Linked DNA regions of Homo sapiens: region 1 is linked to region 2. Evidence: chromatin contacts called from ENCODE Hi-C data. All regions are on one chromosome and are shown on one strand. Each heading gives the region's core, a stretch centred on a gene start or an enhancer-like site at or near the end of the contact. The rest is flanking DNA. Distances are from core to core; before and after follow the strand shown. Region 1 holds the start of LINC00930 (long intergenic non-protein coding RNA 930). Region 2 has its middle 45 kb from the start of LINC00930.

Evidence for each region. Hi-C counts contacts between places; a loop is a spot of excess contacts on that map. Pooled maps may share reads with other maps.
Region 1: a map of Right ventricle myocardium inferior shows a loop between it and region 2 (10-fold over the local background). The contact joins the promoter of LINC00930 here to the enhancer-like site in region 2. A Hi-C loop is called at or near these places in 1 of 168 maps with a recorded cell type or tissue (Right ventricle myocardium inferior) and 2 of 50 pooled maps.

Annotation. Positions count from the first base shown.
Region 1 is chr15:92,569,840-92,573,764 of GRCh38, reverse strand. LINC00930 (long intergenic non-protein coding RNA 930) reads left to right here and starts at 1,502. Exons shown (of 4, transcript NR_021493.1): 1 at 1,502-2,579; 2 at 3,069-3,207; 3 at 3,492-3,562.
Region 2 is chr15:92,525,433-92,529,813 of GRCh38, reverse strand. No RefSeq gene overlaps it. Among named protein-coding and RNA genes, the nearest start is that of LINC00930, 45 kb to the left of the region's middle. Within about 2 kb of position 2,478, at least 4 of the 41 ENCODE cell types and tissues checked have a DNase peak (open chromatin) inside an H3K27ac peak, as active enhancers do.

The DNA.
Region 1 (3,925 bases), core at 253-2,752, 45 kb before region 2:
ATCAGTTTGAAGTGTCTTTTTGAGAATCAGAAAGGGGAGAGGATATAGGGGGCAAAGGATGTATTCTTTGAGATCCTGCTCTTAAGCAGTGATTCTTCTCTAGCACTCCTTATTTCTAGAATTTTCTAGCCATCTCTAACAAAAGCAAAGTGCAAAGAGCATTTAATACAAACCAAAACATGAAATGATCTTTTGATAGTTCAGTGTTGTGGCTGTGACTTGGAATTTTTCACTACATTTAAAAAAAAAAAAGCCACATATGCCCGGGTAGTCTCTGCATCAAGTCTGATACCATTGCTCCGACGTTATGAGGCTGAAGCAGTTGTGGCTGATTGATGTCACTCTTCTAGCCATCTCCTATTTCCACAGAGAGAGGCCGGGTTAATCCAACTCCAGTCTAACTTCGGAGGCATCAAGGATTCTAGGCAGCATCTCCCGTGTTTCTTTTTCCAAGTGAATTCCTGGAGGAAAACAATGAGGTCCATGTGTCTTTGCATCCCCAGGGACCAGCTCAGTAATGGGCGTATAAGAACACGCTGAAAAAAATTGTTTTGTTTTTGAACGACAGCGATTTAAGAGTAGTAAGGTCCTCGTAAATATAGGACATTGTACTCGTGTTTTTCTTCCGAGCATACAAATATTTGCAATGAGGTTGCACCGCAGACTCCACAGCCATTGTGGCACCTGGGGCTCTGTGACTTGGGAGGCAGAGGAGATGGAATGCCGGTGAGAAGAAGGAGATTGTGGTGTGAATGTGAGGGATGAGGGTGAATTAGCTTCCTACGGCGGCTGTTACAAGTTTACCACAAGATAAATGAGTTAAAACAGTACAGATTTATTATCTCACAGTTCTGGAAGACAGAAGTTCAAACTACTGGCAAAGTTCAAAGTGTTGGCAAGGCTGTGCTCCTCAGGAGGCTCTAGAGGAGAACCTTTTTCTTGCCTTTTCCTGTTTCTAGGGGCCACCGGCATCCTTCGGCTCATGGCCTCTTCCTCCATCTTAAAAGCCAGCTTCTGCAAATTCGTCTCTAATTCTGACACTACTTCTCTTGCCTCCCTCTCTCACTTATAGGGGTCCCTGTGATGACAGTAAGCTCACCCTGATAATCGAGGCTAATCTCCCCATCTTAGGGTTAGCCTATTAGCAACCTAAATTCCACCGGCAACTTTAATTCCCCCCTTGCCATGCACCGTGACATATTCACAGGTTCTGGGGAGGAGGGCATGAGCATCTTTGTCGGGGCATTGTTCTGTCCATCACAGAGAAGCACTCAGAGATTCCGGACTCCAGTATCCTCATTGTACACTTGAGGAAGCTTGGGCTCAGAGGCTTTATGTTAATTCCAACAGTTTTTGCAACAGGAGGAGGAGAATATCTGTCCAGGAGCCCTAATCAAGACTCAGCAGGAAGCTGGTGGCTTCCTTTCCTTCCTTCTTTTGCTTCCTTCCTGTTCTTCCTGTGCTTCCTTTCAGTTCTTCCTTCTACATATGGGGCCCATCACATTCCCACTGACTCAGATGCTGAGGGGCCAGACTGAAGGGACAGTGGCCATTGCATCAAGTCAGAGAACGGATCTGACCCATCTAGTAGAAGCTTATTGTTTTGGCAGAAGCACAAGCTCTTAGAGGTGCAGCTGCAGGGTGTGACCTATTGGGGACATTGAGCTCAGTGACCATGGGCCCTGAGAGTCTGAAATCCTGGAATTTCTCCCAAAACGAAGTCCATGTAGGGAAGCCAAAGTGTGAGTCTTACCCGGCTGGTTTACAACTGACTGACATTTGCTGCCTGGGCAGCTGTTGTGGGTGCCTGGAAACCCTATTGGACTAGGACTGGCCCCGGCAAAAAACAAGTGTTATAGCTGCCCAGTGTCCTCTGAGTGGATGCTGGTGATTCTGGTATGGAGCCCAGATGTAAGGCAGCAGGTGGTCCAGAAGGCACCAGAAGAGGTCTCCTGTCAAAGTCAGGGCCAGAGAAGAAGGCACAGGGAACCTACTGCACGAGACTTTCACTTGCAACGAGCAACCCATGATGAGGAGGGAGGATTCCTGGGGGCATTGAGTCCCCCAGACACAAGGACCCAAGACCTTCTTGCTTGGAAAGTGAATTCCTCAGAATTCCGAGATGATGCCAGTCTTGGAGGAAGATGACATGAGGACCCAAAACCTTCTTGCTTGGAAAGTGAATTCCTGAGAATTCCGAGATGATGCCAGTCTTGGAGAAAGATGACATGAGGACCCAAAACCTTCTTGCTTGGAAAGTGAATTCCTCAAAACTCCACAAAGACTCCAGTCTTGGAGGAAGATGACATGAGGACCCAAAACCTTCTTGCTTGGAAAGTGAATTCCTCAGAACTCCACGAAGACTCCAGTCTTGGAGGAAGACGAGGTGTTGAGAGATAGCTGGGATCCCTGAGGAAGGCAGCCCCAGTCTCCGGTGGAGAATTAAGAGGGGCCCAAGCAGATGGTTGGTGGTGGAAACGTCACCTCAGTATAGTACTATGGAGTTTCCTTTCACCCCCAACAGCCGACGGTTTCCAGGGGCGAAGAGTGAAAATTGAAGCAAGGTGTCTACTGTCCAGGTGAGAGCCACATCCTATGGCTGAGGGCCTGGGGGCATTGGGGACCACCAAGAATGAATACTTTTCCAATTAAGTGAAGTCTTTTGCACAATATTCCTGACCAATAGCTAATGTTCTCTGAGAGAGTCAGAGCTTCAGCCCGTGAAAGGGCGAGGGAACTTGTAGGAAGATATATGTGAGTACAGATGTGAGGAGAACATGCTGAAGTAGCCCAGGGGCTCAGTTGAAGCTGAGGACTGGTGGTTCTGGTGGCTGTGCTGGGGGTGGGGGTGGCAGTGTGAGATGGAAGTGAGTGAGCAGGTTGGGTGGGAAAGAGGAAGAAACCTAGGCTGTTGTGTTTCCGGAGAGACCCCGTATCAAGGAAGAATGGGGGGATTTATCAGCCGGGGGGATATTTATTTTGTGGAAATGACCCCTAAGTGGGTAGGGCTAAAACCCTGCTGGCCCGGGGGAGAAGAGAAGCCTAATGCACTTTGTCTAAACCCACAGCGGTAGACAAGGAGGCAGTGCGCCTGCCACCCCCAAGGAAGAGTCAGTTCAGAAGCACAGCAGCTGCTGGAAACCCAGGAGGTTTCCAGTTCGTTCCTGCTGGGACCTGGCAAGAACTGCACTGTCAAGGCTGCAAGAGGTGAGCCCCCTAGGGCACAGCGGAAAGGGCATCATGAAAAGGGGAGCCTGCTGGCTGTTGAATGGCTGGATAAGATGTTGTTCTGCGGCCACGTGGGGCTCTAATGCCTCTTAATTCTCTCAGAGGCTGGGCAGCAGCTGCCATGCATTTTGTTGGGACCTGGGCTCTTCTGCTAGGAGTTCCTGGGGGCAGGAAGGCTGCAAGTTGAGGTTTTCTTTTAGGAATTCATTGTTCATTTGGAAAATGTAAAACGACTCACCATGGCTCTTTCTTCTTCTCTTGAGGCTCCTGACGGCTTCTGACATGTACAGAATGGAATAAGAGAACCTAGCAGAAATGGAAGCAGAGGCAAGAGGTAAGGCTTTTGGCCTGAAAGAAGAATGGGGAAGCAGCCTCTAAGACCTTCTTCCTGGTAAATAAGAAGGGAAGTGCTCTGGGGAGCCCATCCTAGAAGCTTATGATTCCTGGGGAGTCTGGGGAAGAAGAGGCCCCTGAGTGACTGATGAGCTCATCTGTACTAGGCCAGGTTTGTGCTTCTTAGAGAGACCCTGGCGACCTCTCTGTGTTATTGTGAGAGGAATGAAGACTAGACCACGAAAATAGAAAGTACTTCAGGCTCTGGAGCAAGGAGAGTCCCTAAAAATACATAGTCAGTCCAGCATTTCTGGGAGCTGGAGAGGACCTGGCTGAAAAATCCCAGCAGTCAGCACTGCATTAT
Region 2 (4,381 bases), core at 1,229-3,728:
GCTGGGGAGGTCTAACAATCATGACAGAAGGCAAGGAGGAGCAAGTCACTTCTTACATGGATGGCAGCATGCAAAGAGAGAGAGAGAGTTTGTGTAGGGGAACTCCTCTTTTTAAAACCATCAGATCTCGTGAGACTTATTCACTGTCATGAGAACAGCATGGGAAAGATCCACCCCCATGATTCAATTACCTCCCACTGGTCCCTCCCACAACACATGGAAATTCAAGATGAGATTTGGTTGGGGACACAGCCAAACCATATCACCCATTCATAAGAAACCATCCCTGTGATCTAATCACCTCCCATCACGTCCCACCTCCAACATTGGGGATTAAAATTCAACATGAGATTTGGGTGAGGACACAAGTCCAAACTATAACAGCCAGAGAGGTTGGAGGGGGAATGGTTGCACAGAGCCCATGAAGATATGCAGCTTTAGGGAGATGTCCATGCTCCACTGGCACAGGGAGGACCAGAGGGATTCCAGTGCTCCCAAACTTGGCTTGAAAGGAGTACAGAAAGTTGCAGGGCCAACAGCATTAGATACCAGCAAGAGGGGTGTATCCATGAGCACTTGGAAGGACAGATGTCTGAGAGACAGACAGAATGTAGCATGAATCAGGGATGTTTGTAGGAACAAATGACTTAGGTTGATAGCAAGGACTTCTCTTCTTTTCCCTCTGTTTTGCCACCCACCCATCAGGTACCTTGCCCAGGAGTCCCATAGAATGTTGAGTCTACACTGCCCAAAGCCAAAGCTAGGGATACCCTCAAATGGCGTTGAACCTGGGCTACCTCAGCTGCTAGTATAGTTCCATGTGGTTGTGGAAACTTCATAAAAATGCCTCTTATGGGTGGTCAAGTGCCAAGATGATGCATTTCCCTGGGCTGATTCAGCCCTATGTTCAGTGTGTGGCTTACCATGAAGGGCACAGGCTGAATTTCAGCTCCTACAGAAGCTCTCAGCTGAACAGGGCTTAACCTGTGCAGCCAAATGTGGAGGCCCTGTTTAGACTGAGGTTCAAACCCTCCAGGTGACTTTAGATCACCTATAGCTGTGTAGAAACAAGCTTTTCTCACCCAATAAGAGAGAGAAATTCAGTGATGTGTTAGCAGTACCCTGGGCTAGACATCAGAAGATTCACTTCTGGGAAATGCCATTTGTTCTCCATGTGAATCAGCATTGAAACTTGGAACCTCAGTTTCCTCATATGTTAAATGGAGGAGAAGAGCTCCTGCTTTTCCTTGCACAGCTGTAGTTTGGGTCAAATTCAGAGATATCCAGGAGGCTGTTTCGGGAGTGATGACTAGGGCTGAGCCACTAAAGTTCAAGAAGTCATGGAAGGAGGTGAGATGATGGTGTGAGTCCTTTTTTTTTTTTAAGGGGTCTTGCTCTGTTGCCCAGGCTGGAGTGCAGTGGCGTGATCTCGGCTCACTGCAACCTCCACCTCCCAGGTTCAAGTGATTCTCCTGCCGCAGCCTCATTTTTCGTATTTTTAATAGAGATGGGGTTTTGCTATGTTGGCCAGGCTGGTCTCAAACTCCTAACCTCAAGTGATCTGCCTGCCTTGGCCTCCTAAAGTGCTGGGATTATAGGTGTGAGCCACTGCGCCCAGCCAGTATGAGCACTTTTGAGCAAGATGTAAAGGTCAGGGGCCAAGGAACCTGTTTTTGTGGTAGGCTGAGTCTGCAGTTGGAGAGCAAGTGCAGGAGGAGGGGCCCTGGGCTGCACAGTGACCCAGGAGCTGGCCCAGGAGGGGCCTACAGGGTGTCCTTCAGAGCACTGTGAGTGGGAGGTAAGATTTTGCTGGGGCAGATGAAGTCTGGGTCCACCACCATTTGGTATAAATGGGCCCAATTTGGGCCGTGTGGCTTGCCACATGCAACTCTAATGTTAGAGAGCTGAGTCAGGAGCCTGACTGTGGCAGTCCAGGTCCAATCAGGAGACAGAAACTACACAGCAGATCAAAGAGAGAAAGTCTAATATAAAGAATGGTTATGACAAAGGAGTAACTTATAAGCAAATTTGTCACGGCTCCCTGTGACTAAGGGCGCCTACCCGAGGAAGGAAAAACTTGCTAGGGGTTAGGACTTCAGAGGTGAAGGAGTGGGAAGCAATGGAGTCTTCTTGTTTGGTCTGGAGTTGCTGGATAAGAAACGGGCCTCCGTCTGAAGTGCAGAGAAGGGAGCAGCAGTGGCTGGGTGTGCACACAGAGACCAGGCACTAGTGGGCTGGAACTTTTGGAACATGTGACCCACGCATGGGCTTTGGTTTCCATGTTAAGGGGGCTGCAGAAAAGTGATCGTCCATCCAGCAAGGCTGCAGAGTCACAGAGGGACTTCAGGTGGGTGGAAGAGTGGGGAGAGGCAAGGACACAAGTTCACCAGATGCCCTCACACCACCTCCAGCTGGTACTGGAAACAGCAGGAGAGCCAGTTTCTCCTGCAGTGCTCCCTGCTGAGGAGGCTGACCTCATGTTTACTATAAAAAACACCATGTACCTGGCACTCACCCAGGCTAAGTTCCACTAGCTGCCTGCCTGGCTGTTTTATAAAACCCTAAATGAAACAATCTTTAAAAAATGATGAGCTATCTCTTTCAGGTTACAATTTATTTTATATAATTTTGTTATTTTAGAAAAACATCCCAAGGTAATGTAAATCAGTCCAACCATTGTGGAAGACAGTGTGGCAATTCCTCAAAGATCTAGAAGCAGAAGTACCATTTGACCCAGCAATCCCATTACTGGCTACATATCCAAAGGAATATAAATCATTCTATTACAAAGATAAATGCATGCATATCTTTGCAGTGGTATTCATAGTAGCAAAGATATAGAATCAAACCAAATGCCCATCAGCGATAGACTGGATAAAGAAAATGTGGCACATATATACCATGGAATACTATGCAGCCATAAAAAAGAACAAGATCATGTCCTTTTCAGGGACAAGGATGGAGCTGGAAGCTGTCATCCTCAGCAAACTAACACAGGAACAGAAAACCAAATACCACATGTTCTCACTTATAAGTGGAGCTGAACGATGAGAACACATGAGTGCATGGCGGGGGGAACAACACACACTGTGGCCTGTTGGGGGTGGGGTTGGCAGAAGTTAGAGCATCAGGAAGAATAGCTAATGCATGCTGGGCTTAATACCTAGATGATGGGTTGATCTGTGCAGCAAACCACAATAGCACATGTTTACCTACGTAACAAACTTGCATATCCTACACATGTACCCAGGAATTTAAAATAAAAGTTGAAGAAAAAAATTAAATTAAAAATTCTTAAAAAAAATTCTCAAGGTTACATATGCACACACATATACATAAATTGACCAGAAAAAAGCGTGACAGTATAGGTTAAGGGAGCAAACTAGACCACAGACTATTATGATCCAAACTTTGTTCAACATAAGTCATTGTCAGTATATACATATAGCCAAATACCTGGAAAGATGCATAAAGAAATGTTGACCTGTTTTTTCTCTAGTAGTGTGGATAATTTGTTATTCTTTGAGCTCATCTGTGTTTTCCAATTTTCTACAATAAACTTGGTTTACTTGTGCATTAAAAATAGAAGAAAGAAGAAAGAGAGAAAGAGAAAGGAAGGAATGAAGGGAGGAAGGAAGGAAAGAATGAAGAAAGAAAGGAAGAAAGAAAGAAAGGAAGGAAGGAAGGGAGGAAGGATGGGAGGAAGGAAGGAAAGAATGAAGAAAGAAAGGAAGAAAGAAAGAAAAGAAGGAAGAAAGAAAAGAAGGAAAGAAAGAAGAAAGGAAGGAAGGGGAAGAAGGAAGGAAGGAGGGATGGAGGGAAAAAGGAAGGAAGGGCAGGAGGAAAGGGAGGGAGGAAGAGAGGGAGGAAGAAAGAAAAGGAAGGAAGGAAATAAGAAAGGCAAGGAAGGAAGGAAGGAAAGGGAGGAAAGAAGGGGGAAGGAAGGGAGGAAGGAAAGGCAGGGGGAAGGAGAACGACCTTGAGCTAACCCGGACAAAATGAAATGTGAAGATGTACAGAAGTGCTCAGCGTGGGTGAGCAACTAACACATCTTAGTTCCCCCGGGACCTTTGCTTTGCCAGGTGGAGTGAGAGCTGCCACATTCTCCTTCTTAGGCTCTGCCACCTGTGACCTCAGAGGCATGTTCTGGCCCTCAAGCTGCTTTTTGAGGATAGCTGTGGCCTTGGACGATCCTAAAGCTGCAAAACCATTCAGCAGCTGGGTGGACGGGAGGTCAGAACTCAGTTTGTTTGGCCTGGCTAAGTAGGTTATACTTTTATTAGACATTAACCTAGAAAAAAGCCGCAACCTGGGGAAAGATTTCTATTTAGAGCCAGGAAACTAGGCCACTTCTAAGATCAGTGACCTACATTTTCTGCTA